Linked DNA regions of Mus musculus: region 1 is linked to region 2. The links are chromatin contacts, found by Hi-C in ENCODE. All regions are on one chromosome and are shown on one strand. The core of a region is the stretch at or near the end of the contact, and the rest is flanking DNA. Distances in the headings are between cores, read along the strand shown.

The links. A loop is a pair of places that touch in the nucleus more often than their neighbours do.
Region 1: a loop to region 2 is called in a map of v-Abl transformed pro-B cells, with 2.6 times the contacts of the local background. The contact joins the enhancer-like site here to the promoter of Znhit3 in region 2. A Hi-C loop is called at or near these places in 1 of 37 maps with a recorded cell type or tissue (v-Abl transformed pro-B cells).

The regions. Positions count from the first base shown.
Region 1 is chr11:85,328,384-85,332,735 of GRCm38, forward strand. It overlaps Ppm1d (protein phosphatase 1D magnesium-dependent, delta isoform), which reads left to right. Exons shown (of 6, transcript NM_016910.3): 3 at 3,868-3,992. Among named protein-coding and RNA genes, the nearest start is that of Ppm1d, 19 kb to the left of the region's middle. Within about 2 kb of position 1,336, at least 1 of the 3 ENCODE cell types and tissues checked has a DNase peak (open chromatin) inside an H3K27ac peak, as active enhancers do.
Region 2 is chr11:84,914,067-84,918,433 of GRCm38, forward strand. It overlaps Znhit3 (zinc finger, HIT type 3), which reads right to left and starts at 2,300. Exons shown (of 5, transcript NM_001005223.3): 1 at 2,190-2,300; 2 at 2,033-2,064; 3 at 145-219. The coding sequence starts at 2,275.

The DNA of each region.
Region 1 (4,352 bases), core at 86-2,585, 410 kb after region 2:
TGTGAGCCACCATATGGTTGCTGGGATTTGAACTCCAGACCTTTGGAAGAGCAGTCGGGTGCTCTTACCCACTGAGCCATCTCACCAGCCCATCTCCCTCTCTTTCTTTGTGGTAGATTGTGTGTGTGTTACTTGGGATTGAACTGAGAGTCTTATGCAAGCTAAGCAAGCACCTCCTGCTGACTTGGATTCCCAGTTCCCCATAATCAATCAATCTATCAATCTATCTATCTATCTATCTATCTATCTATCTATCTATCTATCTATCTATCTATCAGTCAATCATATGTAAGTATACTGTAGCTGTTTTCAGATGCACCAGAAGAGGGCGTCAGATCTCGTTATGGATGGTTGTGAGCCACCATGTGGTTGCTGGGATTTGAACTCAGGACCTTCAAAATAGCAGTCAGTGCTCTTACCCGCTGAACCATCTCTCCAACCTACTTATTATTTTTTGAGACAGGGTCTCACTATGTAGCTCTGGCGGTAGACCAGGTTGGCTCTGATCTCACAGAGATTGTATGTGAATGCTTCCTGATTGGGCCACCATACTTGGCCCTCACAATCTTTTAAATTGAGGCATTTTTTTTTTTTTTTTGACATTTCTGGAGATCAAACCCAGTCCTTGCACATGTAGGCAATCTCTGCCATTTAATTGTGCCACTGGTCTTTTCCTGTACATGTTTAATATTGGAAGGCCTTTTGCTTTTTCATTATATTAAGAAGATTTTTTTTTCTTGAGTATTTTCTTATTTTTTTAACTTGAATTTTTAAAGTTATTTGATTTGATTTTTTTTTCTTTTTTCTTTGATTTTTAATCTCATTAAAAAGAAAGAGTTTATAGTTTTTGCCTTTTCACTTAAAAATACCATCTGGACAGTTGGATACATGCCTTTTGCCATTTGGGAGCAGGTGTATTTTTGCAAAAATTGAGCCATTTTATGATAAGTTATTTCCTGTCTTCCCTCAGTCCCAGCCTAGGCTGTTGGCCAGCACTCTTGTTTTTGTAGCCTTCTGTTGATGCGCAGTCAGCTCTCTGCATGGCAGGCTGTTCCTCTCCATTTGCCTTTTAATACAGAGCAACAACAGAGTGTGCGGGAAAAGTAGTATCTTGTAACATTGCTTTGGTTTTAGACTTTTTCTTAAGCAAACAGTACCATTATTTGTCTTGTTTCTCAGACACACAAAGACCATAATATCCTTGCCAATAAAGTATCAGGGGACCTCTCAGTACATTTGTATTGGGGACAGCTCCTGGAATTGCTCTGTGCTGAGGCTCACCTGTCATGTTAGATGTTTAGAGAGAACACTTGGGCTTTAAGGCGGTTGGAAGACAGAATGCTGGCATTCATCCTCAGTGCGATCTCCTGTGTGACGATGTTCTTGTGAGTGGCCAGTTTACTTCATTCTACCCACTGAGCTTCAGCTTTGAAGAAAAGTAAGAAAGCAACCGCCGTTTGTCTTCCACCTCTCCTTGGTGTTAGAACTGAAAGATGAACTTAGTCTCCAAAAGGAAGGTGAACAAGGGACTTTCTGCAACTCTGCTTTATATTGACATTTTTGGATACTCTGTTTTAATGTGTTTCAGCTCAACTGTCACCGTATCAGTGATAACCACTGGCCACATGTGACTGCTTAAGTTTAATAAAAATTAAGCCATAGAACCAGTTCCCTTGTCCTACTCACAGTGTTTTCTAGCCCTGTGTTAACGGAGGACAGGGCAGATTGACCATTTCCTACAGCTGCTCGGCTCTCCTGGTGTGGCCTTTGATTTTATTGCGTTCTCTCTTTAGGTGAACTTGTCTACGGATTCTCTCCCTGTCAGTCTTGTCTGGGAGTGTGTGTACCCGGCTAAGTGTGGAGGTCAGAGGACAACTAGGACATTGCTCCCTGCCTTGTAACACAGGGTTTCTTTGCTGTTTTCCTGCTGAATTCCCCATGCTAGATGACCAGAAAGCTTCCAAGGATTCCCCCTTCTCTGTCTTCTATCTCCCTGGAGGAGGAGTGCGGGGATTACAGACGTCCCTGCATTTATGTCTGGCTTTACATAAGTCCTGGAGGTCTCAGTTCAGGTGGACAGGTTTGCACCGTCAAAGGCCTCAGTGTATCCAGCCATCACTACTATCCTGTCCTCGGGGATAGGTTTTTGTTTTTTCTTTTATTCTGCAGTACTGGGTATTGAACCTAAGGGCTCATGTATGTTAGCCAAGTGCTCTACAACTGAGCTGTATCCCTAATCTAGTTTTCCAGGCTGTGAAGCCAGTTAATGTTCATTTTGTTTAGGGAGATAGAGTCCTGCTGCTCACATACAGTAAACTTATAAGAAGGTGACACATGTAGCAGTGTGTCAGATTTCTTATGAACAGTGAGACTATCTGGCAAATCTGTATGTTGGGCTAGAGGCAAGTCAGGTGGGTGCCATGCCCAAGGCTCAGTGTTCAGTTCCCAGCAATGGGGACGGGAAAGGCTTCATATCATCTGGTTTACATATCTTCTGTCTATGTATAGTTTTTTTTATTACATTTATTTGTGTGTTTAGGCATGCATAAAGGTCAGAGAACACCTTGCAGAACCAGCTTTTTCCTTCTAATATGTGGACCCAGTGGATTGAGCTTAAGTCTTCAGGCTTGGTGGCAAGCAGAATATCTTGCTGCTCCCTTTGGTTATAGTTGAAGATGGGGTTCTCATTATGTTGTCCAGGTGACCTGAAATTTCATGATCCTCCCACCCAGGCACCCATGTCACCACTCCTCGGGAACTGGTTGGTTCACCTGGTGGTTGAGATGTCTCTGTCTTTGGCCTGGCCTTGCTGCCTTGTGTAGGCTGACCTCCAGGGATCCTGCTGCCTGCCTCCCCAGCCTGCATTCATCTTAAGCACGTACCAGCAGCACCAGCATGCCCAAAGATCTCCTGTTTTCATGGCAGGCACTTTACAGACTCAGCCATCTCTCTAGCACCTCTATTGACATTAAAAAAAAAAACAAACAAACAAAAAAAAAAACCAGAGAAGCAGCTGTGTGGGTGTGTGTGTGTGTGTGTGTGTGTGTGTGTTGGAGGGCATGACACAGAGAAACCATGGTTACTTTGAAATAAGGGTCAGTTTCTTTTAAGTAAGTCCCATTCAGTCACACCAAACACAGAATTAGCAATCATCTTCATTTTACTTTGATTTAAAAAAAAATAACCATATTTACAAAAGTTTTAGGTACTCTGAGGTGACTAACTCCTTTATAAAGATTTTTATTGCTTCTTTGGCAAAGTTGTAGGAGAATTTTCCTATCCTGTGACTCCCAGATATGTATCTACAAAGCTGTTGTGTTCTCCACGTCTAGTTTCATGCTTTGAATTACAGAACCATCTACATATATAGGAATCTGTACTCCAAAGAGGTGCTGAGCCTTCTACCACAACCTTCCAGGGGCCCAGATGTCAGATTCCGCATGCCCGGCTCCTGTTGCTTCAAACCAGAAACAGTGCAGCTGACTTCTTCTGTTTCCCTCATCCCCCAACGAAACCAGAAAACCCTTTTAAATTTGTTGTATATAAGTGTTGTTCACTTATCAAGGCTCTTTCACCCGCCTTATTGTCTGAGTCCTGTCATCCTGTGTTTTTCTTTGACCTGTCTCTTCATTTTCATGTTATTTGCAGTTGGTTCTGTTTGGCCTAAGCTAGTCAAATTCCTCTCATATAAATCTTATCCTGCTTTGTCTGTCTTTTTATAGCAAGAACCTTGGCTTATGATATCTTTGTACTTGAATAGGTGTCATTATTTTGTGATACTATAGTCTCATTGTATGAATTCCTAACATGTCAGGCTTAGTTGTATTTTAATCATTTACACTGCTTACGACTCTGTTCACTTTCTAGTGTGATGAACAAGTCTGGAGTGAACCGAGTAGTTTGGAAAAGGCCCCGGCTCACTCACAGTGGACCTGTCAGAAGGAGCACAGTCATTGACCAGATTCCTTTTCTGGCTGTAGCAAGAGCGCTTGGTAAGATGGACTTACATTTGGTAAAATCATGTTGTATTTATTTCTGCTCTATACAGTGGTGAGAGGAAAGATGCTATGGAGAGATGAGACCTTACATGGTGAGATTAGAGATGATGAAACTGCATGACAGTATTTTAAATGCGAGGGAAGAGGTAAAGCCTGTATTTCAGCACTGCTTGCTCTTTCTTAAGATTAATGTCTGCGGTCTTACTTGTTTTCCTCTGTACTTAGGAATACTCAGAGATCTCAGAATCTGCCAGTACTCATCAGATACCTATATACCTGCATGCCTGTCCAGGCTTCATGCTATGATTATAAACCATTTTCAATATTCTTGTTCATGTCAGCCCTTAGTGTTCC
Region 2 (4,367 bases), core at 1,050-3,549:
TGCACGCCTTTAATCTCGGCACTCTGGAGGCAGAGGCAAGGAAGGCCAGTCTGGCCTACAGAATGATTTCCAGGACTACACAGAGAAGCCCTTTCTCGAAAAACAAACAAACAAACACAACAACAAAAGCCCCAACCACCTCACCTTTGCTCTCCTCAGACCTCACAGGAGGCCCTGCTCTTCTCTTCTCAACAGGTCGGGCTTCAGAGCTGCACTGCTCTGAGAGAGACACAAATTTCAGGCATAGCCAAACACAACCCTCCATGCCAGCCAACGAGGCCGCAAGTCCCCATCACGGCCAGTGTACTGAATGTGTACTGGGTAGAGACACACAGAGGGAGAGACAGGTCAAACCAAGCGATCAGTCAGAGAACCGTGAGTAATTCCGAGTCCAGCAGAAGGGGCGAGGAAGCCGACTGAGCTTGGACCTGGGCAAGGTGGTTGTGTGCCCCACCCTACCTTCACAGGACTTCCCCCAGGATTAATGGCAGTGACTTCTATAAACATAACACAATTCATCAACAGTTACTGTATGTGTGCACCCATGTGCCGCTAGGACATGAAGGTCATAACTCCCAGGTCAGAGGGGTTTAGTAGTCATGGAACACATGGATAAGGTAAGAAAAGTCTGCTCTAAGTCTACCTGAGGAAGCCCAGAGACTTAACGGAGCGAGCTTTCACAAGCAGAAAGCAAGCATTTCGGCAGGGATAGGTCTGAGCCTGGGGTGGGAGAAAACAGCAGAGACAGAGGGAGAATGTGCTACATGTATGCAGTGTTTACAGAGGCCAGAAGAGGGAGTCAGAGCCCCTGAAGGGGAGTCAGAGCCCCTGGGAATGGACCTACAAGTTGCCTATAGTAGGCAGGTGCTGAAAACCAAACTCAGAACCTCTGGGAAAGCAACAAGAAGCTCTTAACAGCCGAGCCATCGCTCCAGCTCCATTCTCAATAGGTCAGGAACTTATTTTAACCAGTTCTGGTGGCTCCTATAATCCTAGCATTTGAGGATGACAAAGCATGATCATGATAGATAGGCCAGCCTGAACTACATAAAAAAAAAAAAAAAAGAGCCAGTCTCAGCTGGGCCGTGGTGGCTTGTGCCTTTAATCCCAGCATTAGGAAACTAAGGCATGGGGATTGTGAGTCTGGGAGGAGTATAGAATATATAGTTCAGCCAGGCGTGGTGGTGTACGCCTTTAATCCCAGCACTCGCGAGGCAGAGGCAGGCAGATCTCTGAGTTCGAGGCCAGCCTGGTCTACAAAGTGAGTTCCAGGACAGCCAGGGCTACACAGAGAAACCCTGTCTCGAAAAACAAACAAAAACAAAAACAAAACAAAAAAAGGAATATATAGTGAATCTGAGATACTCTTTCTCAGCACAAAATAAAACAGCACTTGGGAGGCAAGAGGCAGGCAGATCGCTATGAATTTGAAGCCAGCCCGGTCTACAGAGCGAGTTCGAAGGCAGCCAGAAACCCTTTATTGAAAAGCAAACAAAGAAAGAAGGAAAATGAAAGAAGAAAAAGAACCAGCCGGGCGTGGTGGCTCACGCCTTTAATCCCAGCACTCGGGAGGCAGAGGCAGGCGGATTTCTGAGTTCGAGGCCAGCCTGGTCTACAGAGTGAGTCCCAGGACAGCCAGAGCTACATAGAGAAACCCTGCCTCGGAAAAAAAAAAAAAGAGGAGGAGGAGGAGAACCTGTCTCAAAATACCACACACAGAAAAAGAAAATTTCTCCTATTGTAAATAATAAACAACCATATTTTAAAGACAACCATTGCTGGCTAATTGACCTCAGCCAAGGCAGTTTCTGCGATAGTGAGGGGCTACACTAGAATGTCAAGATGAATAAATAGCTAAGACTTTTCCCAAGAAAGCAGCTGACTTGCTTTGGATTATTTGAGACAGGGTCTCAGTCTGTAGTCAGGCTGGCTTTGAACTGGCGGGAATCCTCCCGCTTCGGGTTCCTGGGGGCATGGGGCCTGTACGGTACAAAGAAGGAGCAAGGGCTGCGACGGTGTCCCGGGGTCTTACCTTTGTGCTTCTGAAAACAGGGGACCGAACAGCTGTAATGAGACAGACAGGCTCAGGTCAGCACGATCAGCACGAGCGGCCGCAGCACGTACCCCTTGCCCGCAGCCGCCGCCCGCAGCCCGGCCTCCCTCCGAACCCACTACCCGCTCTGGCTCACTAGGGCACGCGGCAAGTCGGGCAACGGTATTTCGGCTTCTCCAAACAGACCACACAGACCGCAGTCCTACAATTCAGCGACGCCATGACTTCCCAGAAGACACCCGCGCTCACTCTTTTACCTAAACAAGGGCCAATCACAGCGCTCCGCACTCATTGGCAGTCAGAAGCAATGGATTGATCCTGTTCTCTATTCTAGGCCTCACCTGTAGAGTGTCGATACAGTAGATGTGCATTTAGAGCTGCTGCGTCAAGGATTTTTTTCCTCTGATTAGATCAGGCCACGGAACTCAGGATTTTTCTGCCTCTGCATCCCTGACACTGACATCACAAGTGTGCACCACCATGCCTAATCAAAGACATTAAAAAAAAAAAAAAACTGTATACGTGTGCGCCTGTGCCGGGGTAAATGATGTCCCTGCCCCAAGAGAGACCAGAAAAAGATATCAGATCCAATGGAGCTAGAGATAGGCGGGTTTGAACTTCCTACTGTGAATGTTAAGACTCAAACTCTGTAACAGCATCTAGCGGTCCTTACTGCTAAGCCACTTCTCCCAGCCCAAAAGACATTTGAGGCTGAGCTGCTGACAAATGCTTGTTGAACCCCGACTGTGAGTTCTACAATGTCCAGACACTGGGGATGATTGGAAGACGGTCTCTTCCCTAGGAGCACAAGGCTTGAAGTGAAAACAGAATGGGGAAAGGACTAAGGAAGAGACTGGAATTTTAGTGTCAAGCCGTGCATTTGCACGACTCTGAAAATGAGCCTGTAGGTTTTCTTGTGCTTCATGCCACTACAAGCCATGGTGGAGTTGACTGACTGCAGAGCAGATCAGTGGCTAGGCTAAAGGAATCCAGGCTAATGAGTCAGAATAGATGGGCTATGACTAACCTTGAAGGCTACTATAGACTTTAGTTATAGACAAAATCGTGGAGTCAGTTGTGTTAAGGTCTGAGACCCTGTTGCAGGGTGTGTCACCAGGCCCTACTTGGAATCCTGTTTTCTTTAAGAAACTTGCTCCTCTCTGAAGCTCTGAATTTGGTCTAACCTAAACTCCAGCTTCCAGGACCTTAAATCATGTTCCTCTCCCAAATGCCTCCTCCTCATCTATGTGGCCCATTCAGGCTCTAGGGTCCTTTGTTGATTTGTTTGTTTGTTTTTGTTTTTGTTTTTGTTTTTAAGACAGGGTTTCTTTGTGTAACCCTGGCTGTCCTGGAACTCATGCTGTATACCAGGCTGAGCTTGAACTCACAGAGCCGGCCTGCCTCTGTTTCCACCAGCCCTGCTCTAGGGTCCCTGTTAATAAGTGTGCGCATGAGCATCTGTGCCTGCTGAGATGGAGCTGCTGCAAACTAGGCAGTGCCTGGAGCCCTGACTCCCACTCTTTGAGTGTCTTAGAGGGCTTGGTTGCTACCTGAGCCCTTTTATCAATTAAAGTGGATGTCCAGACCTAAATTCTTGAGCTATTGAAAGACAAATGGAAATCATACATATATATTTTTTAACCTGTAGCTGGCAAAAGGGTTATTTCCATGATACTCGGAAGGAGTCTAATCTCCTGGATCTCTGCTACTGACAATTTGGTCTGACTCGGTAGAAAGGATGGGAAATGAGTAAGAGTCCTTCTTTAGTATCATGGGACCGCTGGAAGGCTCTCCAGGCCCAAAACACTGTCCTTCCGCTAAATCAGAAGGCCCCTTTGGCTCTCTCTTTGCTCCCGTCAGCCCGTCAAGAGCTTGCTTAGAATCCAATACAAATTCACACTGACCCAATAACCCTTTTCGTTCCTAGTCTTCAACAGAGATGTGACCTTTGGTTTCCAGAAGGTCCAAATTAAAATGGGACAACCAGAGAAGGCCAACAACTCATCCATGATCACATTTGAATCTGTGTCCTGTGTGGCAAGGGTATAAACTGTCACAGACCACCCGGATTTGTATTGTGTGTTTGTATGTAATGGCTGAAACCGAGAATCTCTCCTACACACACTTCCTGTGGTGGAGATGCTGCTCCCTCTATTCTGGAGGTCCCTAGCTTCAGGGATCACTGTCAGACTTTCTTCAATGTCCAGGACAGGAAAGGAAGTGTGAGGGGGACCAGGTGGGGGAATACCGAGGACACTGTGAATCCAGACTCGTTATCCAGTTGACCACACTTGAGGTTCCAATGGGAGCATCC